Regions from separate parts of the Homo sapiens genome. Here region 1 is linked to region 2. A link is a contact called in ENCODE Hi-C or POLR2A ChIA-PET data. All regions are on one chromosome and are shown on one strand. Each heading gives the region's core, a stretch centred on a gene start or an enhancer-like site at or near the end of the contact. The rest is flanking DNA. Distances are from core to core; before and after follow the strand shown.

Region 1 (5,390 bases), core at 2,614-5,113, 160 kb after region 2:
GTGGATCACCTGAAGTCAGGAGTTCGAGACCAGCCTGACCAACATGGTGAAACCCCGTCTCTACTAAAAATAGAAAAATTAGCCGGGTGTGATGGTGGGCGCCTGTAATCCCAGCTACTCGGGAGGCTGAGGCAGGAAGAATTGCTTGAACCCGGGAGGCAGAGGTTGCAGTGAATCAAGATCATGCTACTGCACTCCAACCTGGGCGACAGAGCGAGACTCTGTCTCAAAAAAAAAAAAAAAAAAAAACCTTCCCATGAGAGGTTCCTACCCTATGCCCTGGGGGAAGAAATGCTGACGTCAAGGAAGCTTCTATAAAAACCCAAGAGGACAGGGTTGGGTGAACTTTCTGATAGCTTAATAGGAGGAGGTTCCTGTAGGGCGGCACAACCAGGGAGGGCGTGGAAGCTCTGCATCCCTTCTCCCATACCTTGCTCTACACATCTCTTCATCTGTATCCTCTGCAGCATCCTTGATGATAAACCAGTAAATGTAAGTAGGGTGTTTCCCTGAGTTCTGTGAGCCGCTCCAGCAAATTAATTGAACCCACGGAGAGGGGAACCCCAATGGAAGCTGGTTGGTCAGAAAGAAGTTCTGGAGGCCTGGACTTGTGACTGGTGGAGGGGGGATGTCTTGGACACTAAGCCCTCAATCTGTAGGATCTGACACTATTTCCAGGTAGATAGTGTTGGAACTGAATTAGAGGACACCAAGCTGGTGTCGCTGCTTGGTGTTGGGGTGGGACCCCCACACATATGGTCACATAAGTCATCTTCTGTGTTGATTGTTGTGGTGTGAGAGCAGAGGAAAGATGGCTACAGAGAGTTTTCCCTACACAGGGACTTGGGGGGTAGAGGGTTAGGGGAGGGCTGAGGGGCCTTACAAGTCTTAAGTGCGTTTTAGGGATTCTTTAGCTAACAGTAGCTGAGAGAGTCAAGTTATTGTCTAGTGACTTGAAGTCAGTAGGAAGGAATGCCTGAGTAAGATAAGGAGGTTGTGGGGGCCTAGGTCCTTGGAGCCTCATAGATAGCAGCCCTCTGGGTGAATAGATAGTGATTGTCTCTTCTCAGACCTTTGGGTGTCTGACTCTCAGTTAGAATCTCTCCTAGATCTGGGAAAGGCCTAGCAAGGGAAGAGACATTAATATCGATTCTCTGGAGATGCACGTTTCCCCCACCAAAGATGGCTTTGCAGTCCAAAGGCTGTCTGGCAGCCTTTTCCAAATATGTCAAAGAAATGTATTTTGGGGCAAAATATTTTAATTTCCTTCAGAGTCTGCTGTCTGTCATGTGATACTATACCAGAGTCAGGTTGGAGAGTAAGCCACATTTTACTGGGTTAATTAAAAAACCCATTTAATGAGACTGTATTGTTTCTAGGGTATGACTTAATCTTTGCCTTTTATGGCCTTAGGTATTGTGTATAGTTTGGTATCTTATTGTCATAAAGGGTCTGTTTGGTCAGTCTTATAATCTCTATTTTACCTTAATGCTGGTCACTTGTACCTAAACCCCAAAAGGGAGGGGTATGATGAGGGTGTAACCTCCTTTCTGTCATGGCTGGGAATTCAGTTTTTCAGGTTTCTCTGGGGTGCCCATGGCCAAAAAGGAGTCCATTCAGTTGGTTAGTGGGGGGCTTAGGATTTTATTTTTGGTTTACACCTCCTTCCAACCCTTGCTCAAATGTCTTCTTCTCAGTGAGGCTTTCTCTGATCATCTGATTTAAATCTCCACCTCACCCACTCCAAGCTGTCCCTATTTCTCTTCCCTACTCTAATTGTCTGCATATCAGTTATCTCCTTGCAAAGCACCACGGATTTATGTTGTTTGACTCTTTATTTATCCTCACTATAAGGTGAGTGCTGGAGGGGTTAGGGATTTCTGGCTGGCTTCTCTACTGCTGTGTCTGCAGTCTGGTTCACAGTAGGCAATCAGCATTTGCTGAAAGAATGAACCTATAGCTTGGAACCAACCCAAATGTCCAACAATGATAGACTGGATTAGGAAAATGTGCACATATACACCATGGAATACTATGCAGCCATGAAAAATGATGAGTTCACGTCCTTTGTAGGGACATGGATGAAGCTGGAAACTATCATTCTCAGCAAACTATGGCAAGGACAAAAAGCCAAACACCACATGTTCTCACTCATAGGTGGGAATTGAACAGTGAGAACACATGGACACAGGAAGGGGAACATCACACACCGGGACTGTTGTGGGGTGGGGGGAACGGGGAGGGATAGCATTAGGAGATATACCTAATGCTAAATGATGAGTTAATGGGTGCAGCACACCAACATGGCACATGTATACATATGTAACAAACCTGCACGTTGTGCACATGTACCCTAAAACTTAAAGTATAATAATAATTAAAAAAAAAAAAAAGAATGAACCTATCGCATGAGTATTGGTGTAAGTTTTCTTACAGGCCCCGGGGCCACCACAAAGTAGAAGAACTCAACCTTCCCTATTCATTTCCTCACCTCCAACTCCCTTAGACTACCAGGACTTAGATCCTTTTGGGTATATATATACATATATATGTTTTATATATATACATATATACATGTTTTGCTTGTTTGTTTGTTTTTTGAGACAAAGTCTCGCTGTGTCACCCAGGATGGAGTACAGTGGCATGATCTCTGCTCACTGCAATCTCCGCCTCCAGGTTCAAGTGATTCTCCTGCCTCAGCCTCCTGAGTAGCTGGGACTACAGGTGCATGCCTCCACGCCTGGCTAATTTTTTGTATTTTTAGTAGAGACGGGGGTTTCACCATGTTAGCCAGATGGTCTTGATCTCCTGACCTCGTGATCTGCCCGCCTCGGCCTCCCAAAGTGCTGGGATTACAGGCATGAGCCACCGCGCCCAGCCTAAATGTTTTATATATATATATACACACACACATATACTCTATATATATATACACACACACATATATACACATATATATGTGTATATATATATATATATATAGAGAGAGAGAGAGAGAGAGAGAGAGAGAGTATATGTGTATATATTTTAACAAAAAAAGCCTGGGAGAACCATTGAATTTGAAACCACCAAATCTCAACAAGCCTTGAAATCTAACACTCAGTTTAAGGAAACACAGAGCAGAGAGGAGAACATTAAACAACACCCTGAGGAAGCCGTGAGCCAGGCTCAGAACATAAGCCACTCCACAGGAGAAATGACTTCATTTTTTCAACAAATATATGCCGTGGAAAAGAAGAAGTAAGGGAGCGAGGAACTCTTCTAGATAAGAGAGAATTGAAAATGGCACATCATCCAGTCATCCAAACAAAATGTCCTGTCCTTGTTTGGATCCCCTTTTGAGCAGGTTAGTGTAAAAGACATTATTGAGAGAATTGGTAAACATTTAAAGGTGGGTTGGATATTGGGTGATATTGGCATTGTGATCATATTGAATTATTATTTATATTCATATATTCTCTGGCAGAACCTGGTGCGTGTGTGTGTGTGTGTGTGTGTGTGTGTGTGTCTGTGTGTGTGTGTCTCACAGTGTAGAGAATCTGAGGGTCTACGTTCTCAATTCTCCCAGGGGTGGTACGATTCTGCCAGGGGTGGTACGTAGGTAATTCTCGATGCCATGGGAGTTAGTTGATGCGTTGCATACAATGGAGGTCTTAGGACATTAAGGCTTAATTTTTTGTTGGATCCGCAGTTGGGAAGAGCTGGTAGCAGGAAACTGATACAAAGTCTGGCGTTTGCTTTAAATTACTCCAAGAAAAATCGAAGCAGTGTAGTAAAGATTAGGAGGTGAGACAGTTCCTCTTTCTGAGGAGATGGCGGGCCCGTTTTCTTCTTTGTCTGGCTCTCTGTAGCATAGGGGTGTGGTGTAGTGTAGGGATGTGGAGGAAAGAGTGGGTAGCTGTGTTGCTGGGGAGGGGTGAAGTGTTTTTTCCACTCTCTATATAGGCCCTTCCTGCGCTCTCCTCTGCTTAATGCTGATTTACCAAGCGGAGTGCAAATTGTGTGGTGAGCATGTGGGAGATGCCTCCTGGGGCTGGGGTGTGTAGTGGGGAGTGGGCATTATACAGAAAGGGAATTCATGGGGCACGAAAGGCCTACTTTTTGCCAGGCACCTGTCAAATAGGAAGGCAGATATTTCTATGAATACAAGTCTGTCTGTCTGTGCATGGGGTGCAAGGGTGAAGACAGTAGCAAATGGCTCATGATTTCCCTTTGCCATGGCTGTGTCAATCTGGAGTTCAGAGCTCTCCTAATCAGTTCCGAGTGGTTGGCTCTGGTCAGGGACCGCAGCCTGACCTCATGGTGGGGACACAACACCCCCCAACAAAGTTCTGTTCTCCAGACTCTTAGAAAACCTCTGGGGAAATGTACTCAGGGAAATGTTCTGAGGACTTCATTATCAGTGCTGCCTGGCTGGGAAAAGATGTAATCTCTGGTAAGAGACCCTTGGCAGGAGTGAAAGCCCTTTATCTTCAGGGCTTTGCTCTGGGCAGGATCTCCCCCTCCCCACCATGAGCCATGCAGGTGGGCCTGTCCTCAGGTAAACACTTGCCAACAGTCACAGCCTCTCAGGCACTGCGCGCCCCTCATGGCTTCCTTTCTTTCACTGTCTTCTCAGATTCACCAGCTACAAGTCGGTTTCTTGTTGCATATCATGCTTCTGACCTTTGCTGCGCTTTTGAGCAAAACGGTGACTTGTCAGAAATGTTTTGACAAATGATTAATGTTTTGACCCATGTTGGTTCCCGCTTGATAGAGCTCGGTGGGTAGGAGCTGGGGTGGTAGAGCCAGACAGCCTGGGCAGGCTCCTCTGGGGACTCTGTGAAGCACATGGTGATAACAGTGCTCGCCTTGGGCACTGTTGTTGCTGCAGGAATTAAATGAGCTTCACCAAATTACAGGACCTTTACTGCCTGTAAATTACTTAGCACATAGTAAAAGCTCATTAATTATTAGCTAAAATAAAGTGATAAAAATCTATCATTAAATTGTCAGCACAGCCCTGCAGAGGCAACCTTTTAAGTATTGTTATCCTTCGCAGATGAAGACACAAGGTTCACAGAAACTGACTAATTGGCCTAAGATAACTTACAGTACAAAAGCCAGGATTTCAATCTAGCTTTTTGAGACTAGAGCCTGAGTGAACTGTTTCTCCAAAGCCAAGGCTTCTCAAACTATTGGTGGTGAAGAACCAAATTTTTTTTCCCAATTCCTCTCACATCAGTAGTTACGTAAAATACAATAAAAATGGGGCCAGGTGCGGTGGCTCACGCCTGTAATCCCAGCACTTTGGGAGGCCGAGGCGGGTGGATCATGAGGTCAGGAGATCGAGACCATCCTGGCTAACACGGTGAAACCCCATCTCTACTAAAAACACAAAAACAAAATTA
Region 2 (4,904 bases), core at 1,961-4,460:
GACGGGGTTTCACCACATTCGTCAGGTTGGTTTCAAACTCCTGACTTTGTGATCCACCCGCCTCGGCCTCCCAAAGTGCTGGGATTACAGGCATGAGCCATCACACCTGGTCAACTTTCTTTTGATTAGTGTTTTTGTGGTATATCTTTTTCCATCATGTTACTTTAAATATATCTATATTATTGTATTTAAAATGTGTTTCTTACAGACTGCATGTAGTTGGGTATAATTTTTATCCAGTCTAAAAATATCTGTCTTTTAATTGGTGTTTAGACAATTTATATTTAATAAAATTGTTGAATTTAAGATGGATGACTGTTTTATTTGTTTGCTGTTCACCACTTCTGTTTTATTCTCTTTCCAGAATTCTTTTGGATTGTTTAAATATTTCATAATATTTTATCTTAATTTATTTATTGGGTATTTGCCTATATCTCTTTGTGGTATTTTTTAGTGGTTGCTTGAGGGATTACAATGTACTTAACTTTTCACAGTGTGCATAAAGTTAATATTTTGCCACTTGCAGTAAACCGTAGAAGGCTTATAATCATATTAGTACCTCTATCCACTTTCTTTTATGTTGTAGTTGTCATATATATTACATCTATATACACTGAAACATTATAGGCAATGTTATGATTTTTGCATTCGTCAGTCATATATATATTTTAAAGAATTTAAGAGGAGAAAAATACATATTCAGATATTCATCATTTCCTTTGTTCTTTATTAATTTCTAATGTTCTGTGTTTCTCTCTGGTGTAATTTCTCCTCAACCTGAAAAACTTTATTGAGCATTTATTTTAAAGCAAGTCTGTTGATGATGAATTCTCTTAGTTTTTCTTCATCTGAGAATGCCTTCATCTTTTCTACATTCCTGAAATATATTTTTACTGGATATAGAATTCTCAGTTGACAGTTCTTTCTTCTAGCATTTTATTTTATTTAGTTTATTTTTTTCAGTGCATTAAAGATGTTTCTGTCTTCTGGGACCCATGGTGTGTGTGTATATATATATATATTTTTTTTTCTCTTTATCTCAAAGGCTCTATGGTTTCAGATGAGAAACCTGCAGTCATAGTTTTCCCTTATGTGTAATTTATAATTTTTTCTTCCAGCTGCTTTCAAGATGCTTTCTTTACCTCTGATTTTCAATAGTTTGATTATGATGTGTCTGGGTGTTTTCAACTTTCACCCATTTTAGGGTTCATTAAACTTCTTGAATCTATAAATATAGGTCTTTCAGCAAATTTAGGACATTTTCTGCAGACATTTTTTATTTTTATTTTTGAGATTTGAGTGTTGCTATGTTGCCCAGGCTGGTCTCAAACTTCTGGGCTCAAGTAATCCTCCTGCCTTGGCTTCCCAAAGTGCTGAGATTATAGGTCTGAGCCACTGGATTTTCTCACCCTCAGAACTGTGAGCCAACAAATTTCTGTTCTTTATAAATTGCCCAGTCTGTGGTATTCTGCTATAGCAGCACAAAATGGGCTAAGATACTGGGCCGACCAGATTCCTCCAGGAATACGAATTAGGATGGATGTAAAACATGCAGATTCAGGACTCATGGGTCCTTCTGCCCTGCAGTGTAGAACAAGAAGAGGCCCAGCTGTGAGAAAGGTAGAGGCTTTGAGAGAAACAGAATTGAAAGTCAGAGAGAGAGAGAGAGAGAGAGAGATCTTGGATGCTTTCTACTTTTTGGTTCAGTCCTTCCTGAGATTTAACTATATCCCAACCCACGGGGGCCGTAAGACACCAGTTCCTGTATTTTTATGCCATCTCTCCTTTTAATGTGAGTTAGCTTGTATTTATTTTATGTACATCTAGAAAGTACACAGGGGGCTGAGCGCAGTGGCTCATGCCTGTAATCCCAGCACTTTGGGAGACCAAGGTGGGCAGATCACTTGAGGTCAGGAGTTCGAGACCTGCCTGACCAACATGGTGAAACTAAAAATACAAAAATCAGCTGGTTGTGGTGGCGTGCACCTGTAATCCCAGCTACTTGAGAGGCTGAGGCAGGAGAATCACTTGACCTGGGAGACAGAAGTTGCAGTGAGCCAAGATAGTGCCACTGCACTTCGGCCTGGGCAACAGAGAAAGACTCTGCCTCAAAAAAACAAGTAAATAAAAATAAAAAGTACACAGGGTTGGAAATTAAACTGTGACTGTGCCCAGGCACCAAGCTCAGGCTCAGTTAGGAAGAAAACTTGGCAACAGGATAATAGAGTCAAGTCATTAGGCACCCATAAGATTACACCTAAAACCCTAGCTTCACTTACATGTATTTTATTAGCAATTAACCTCCTAGCTTAGAAATCCCTTGTGGACAGAGACTTTGTATTTCATCTTTGAATTCTTTACAAAGATCATTGATTTATTCAGTAAATATTTATTGTCTATTTTATACTGGGTACATCATAATCTTAAAAATAGAAATAATAATATAATTATCATTTTGAAGTAGCTGCTTGAAATACATTATTTTATTTACTCTTTACAACATCTTGTACATTAAATATCATTGACCCCATTGTTAGATAAGAAAACTGAAGCTTAGAGAAGATAATTAACTGGCTCAAAGCTGCAGCTAGTAAATTGTAGAGCAAAGATTCATAGCCAGAGCTGCCTGATACCAAAAGCTATGCTGTTATGAAAAATAAACCCCAATTTCATTGGACTTTTTTTCTTTATAGTTTCAAGACATTGGGGGATAGAGTTATACAACCTGTAGCCTTAATGTTAGCAATCCTGTAAATACCGGTAATGGAAGAACTTGCCTTTGTAAAATGAGTCATTCAATTTGTTATGTGGCAGAAAGTCCGGTTGTTTAAAGAAAATATGATGAAATGTCTCACTCATCTTTCACGTGGGCAAGTTCTGAGGACTGCACTGAGGTTCTTTGTAGTGTGGTGCTAGAAAATAAGGGCCTTCCAAAATAGTTTGTTCATGCCAGCTGAAATAGCTTAAGTCAATGCTCAACCTTTCTTTATCTAAAAAATTCTATAACTTAAGGCCAGGCACGGTGGCTCATGCCTGTAATCCCAGCACTTTGGGAGGCCGAGGCCAATGGATTACCTGAGATCAGGAGTTTGAGACCAGCCTGGGCAACATGGTGAAATCCCGTCTCTACTAAAAACACAAAAACTAGCCGGGCATGGTGGCTGGCGCCTGTAATCCCAGCTACTCAGGAGGCTGAGGCAGGAGAATCACTGGAACCTGGGAGGCGGAGGTTGCCGTGAGACAAGATAGTGCCATTGTACTCCAGCCTGGGCAACAGAGTGAGACTCCATCTCAAAACAAAACAAAACAAAACAAACAAAAAAAACTATAACTTAAAGATAGAATGTTATTTCCCTGGTATGATAAAGAATAACAAATTGTAAATAATATCCAACATTATAATTAATAGCAAAACACTAAATAAATCCCCATTAAAATTGGTACAAAACAAGGGTGCTTGCTTTCACCATTCTAACTTTAACAATGTTCTGGGAAATTCCGTTGATTTGTCCTCTTATCTTTGAACTTCCTCTTGTTTTATTTTATTCATGTTCTTATCACAGTCTTCCAAAAACAGGAATTCATGGAGAGTTTTGTGGGTTTTTCTAAATTTTGGTATATATATACATATATATAGCAAATATAGATAATGTATGTATAGCAAATATATTTATATATATATATATATATTACATATATATATATTTCCCAGACTGGGTTCTTGGCATGTTGTTCATTTCTTTTTTTTGTTGCTTTTCTGTAGTATACCTGGCTGATCCAGCTTGCTTGTGTTGAACGTGGGTCTTTCTAGACTTTGTTTGCTCTGATACAGTGAGCATGACTGCCATCTCTGATACTTGCATGTCTCACCTCCCAGCCACAGAGCAAGAGCTGAAATCTCATTTTCTTTCCACTTTTCTGAGACGGAGGGAAGAGAGAATAGAAGCAGACTCTGGGGATTGTGCAGCCTTTGTTGGGTAACCTGGCTTTTACTCTCTCTTCTAAAATGCTGTTAAATGTTTGGTACCACAAATTAACCCATCTCGTTGGCCATGCATCCTATTCCCATGGTGGAATACCTCTAGGTCCACAGGTTCCTAGTAACCCCTAGGAACCATCAGCTCTTCCACAGAGATCTTGAGATATGCTAGTTTGTACTCTGACAGGAGTCTGTACTCTGACAGGTTTTTTCTAGACTTTTCCTTGGGATACTTACTTACCTGTTGAGTCTTCTTTGCCCCAGGTTGAGGAGAACTCACAGGAATTTGTCCAATCCTCTTCTTTTTAGTATAGTCTTGGTGGGTGGGAGGCTACAGTGATATTAGAAGCCTTGCCATGCTCTGGCAGAATCTTTTGTTTCCTTCCTCAATAGCCATGTTTTGAAGTCTGTGACTTGTCATTACACCCTTTTCTTAATTTTGCTTCTGGTGAATTTTCAGGGGTGTTAATGTTTTTCTTTTTTGATGGTCATTTGAAAGAGCACACAGGTGAGACTGTATAAGATTTTTAAAAACAGTAATTTAGGTGGGATAGGCAGCTAACCTTGCTAGGTACTGAAAACATATTACAAAATCATAGCAGTTAAAACAGAGTATCCTGGCTCAGGCGCGGTGGCTCAAGCCTGTAATTTCAGCACTTAGGGAGGCCGAGGTGGGTGGATCACTTGAAGTCAGGAGTTCGAGACCAGCCTGGCCAACATGGTGAAACCCTGTCTCTACTAAAAACACAAAAATTAGCCGGGCTTGGTGGACATGCCTGTAGTCCCAGCTACTCAGGAGGCCGAGGCAGGACAATTGCTTGAACCTGGGAAGTGGAGGCTGCAGTGAGCTGAGAATGTGCTGCCGCACTCCAGCCTGAGCAACAGAGTGAGACTCTATTTCAAACCCCCACCGCGCCCCCCCAAA

The links. Hi-C counts contacts between places; a loop is a spot of excess contacts on that map. ChIA-PET counts read pairs that join two places held with the same protein, here RNA polymerase II (POLR2A). Pooled maps may share reads with other maps.
Region 1: POLR2A ChIA-PET joins it to region 2 with 14 read pairs in activated naive CD4-positive, alpha-beta T cell. The contact joins the enhancer-like site here to the promoter of ADIPOQ-AS1 in region 2. A Hi-C loop is called at or near these places in 1 of 168 maps with a recorded cell type or tissue (endothelial cell of umbilical vein), 2 of 37 single-sample maps with no recorded cell type and 1 of 50 pooled maps. POLR2A ChIA-PET finds 5 or more read pairs at or near these places in 10 of 52 experiments (GM10248, OCI-LY7, Panc1 and 6 more).

The regions. Positions count from the first base shown.
Region 1 is chr3:187,021,513-187,026,902 of GRCh38, forward strand. All of the region lies in intron 2 of ST6GAL1 (ST6 beta-galactoside alpha-2,6-sialyltransferase 1), which reads left to right. Among named protein-coding and RNA genes, the nearest start is that of ST6GAL1, 94 kb to the left of the region's middle. RefSeq lists a promoter at 1-467, a cis regulatory region at 374-467, enhancers at 470-739, 4,349-4,678 and a silencer at 2,706-2,795. Within about 2 kb of position 3,864, at least 6 of the 41 ENCODE cell types and tissues checked have a DNase peak (open chromatin) inside an H3K27ac peak, as active enhancers do; they include OCI-LY7, where a contact is called at or near this core.
Region 2 is chr3:186,858,158-186,863,061 of GRCh38, forward strand. ADIPOQ-AS1 (ADIPOQ antisense RNA 1) reads right to left here and starts at 3,211. Exons shown (of 4, transcript NR_046662.2): 1 at 3,076-3,211. It overlaps ADIPOQ (adiponectin, C1Q and collagen domain containing), which reads left to right. Exons shown (of 3, transcript NM_004797.4): 3 at 1-306. RefSeq lists an enhancer at 2,723-3,017.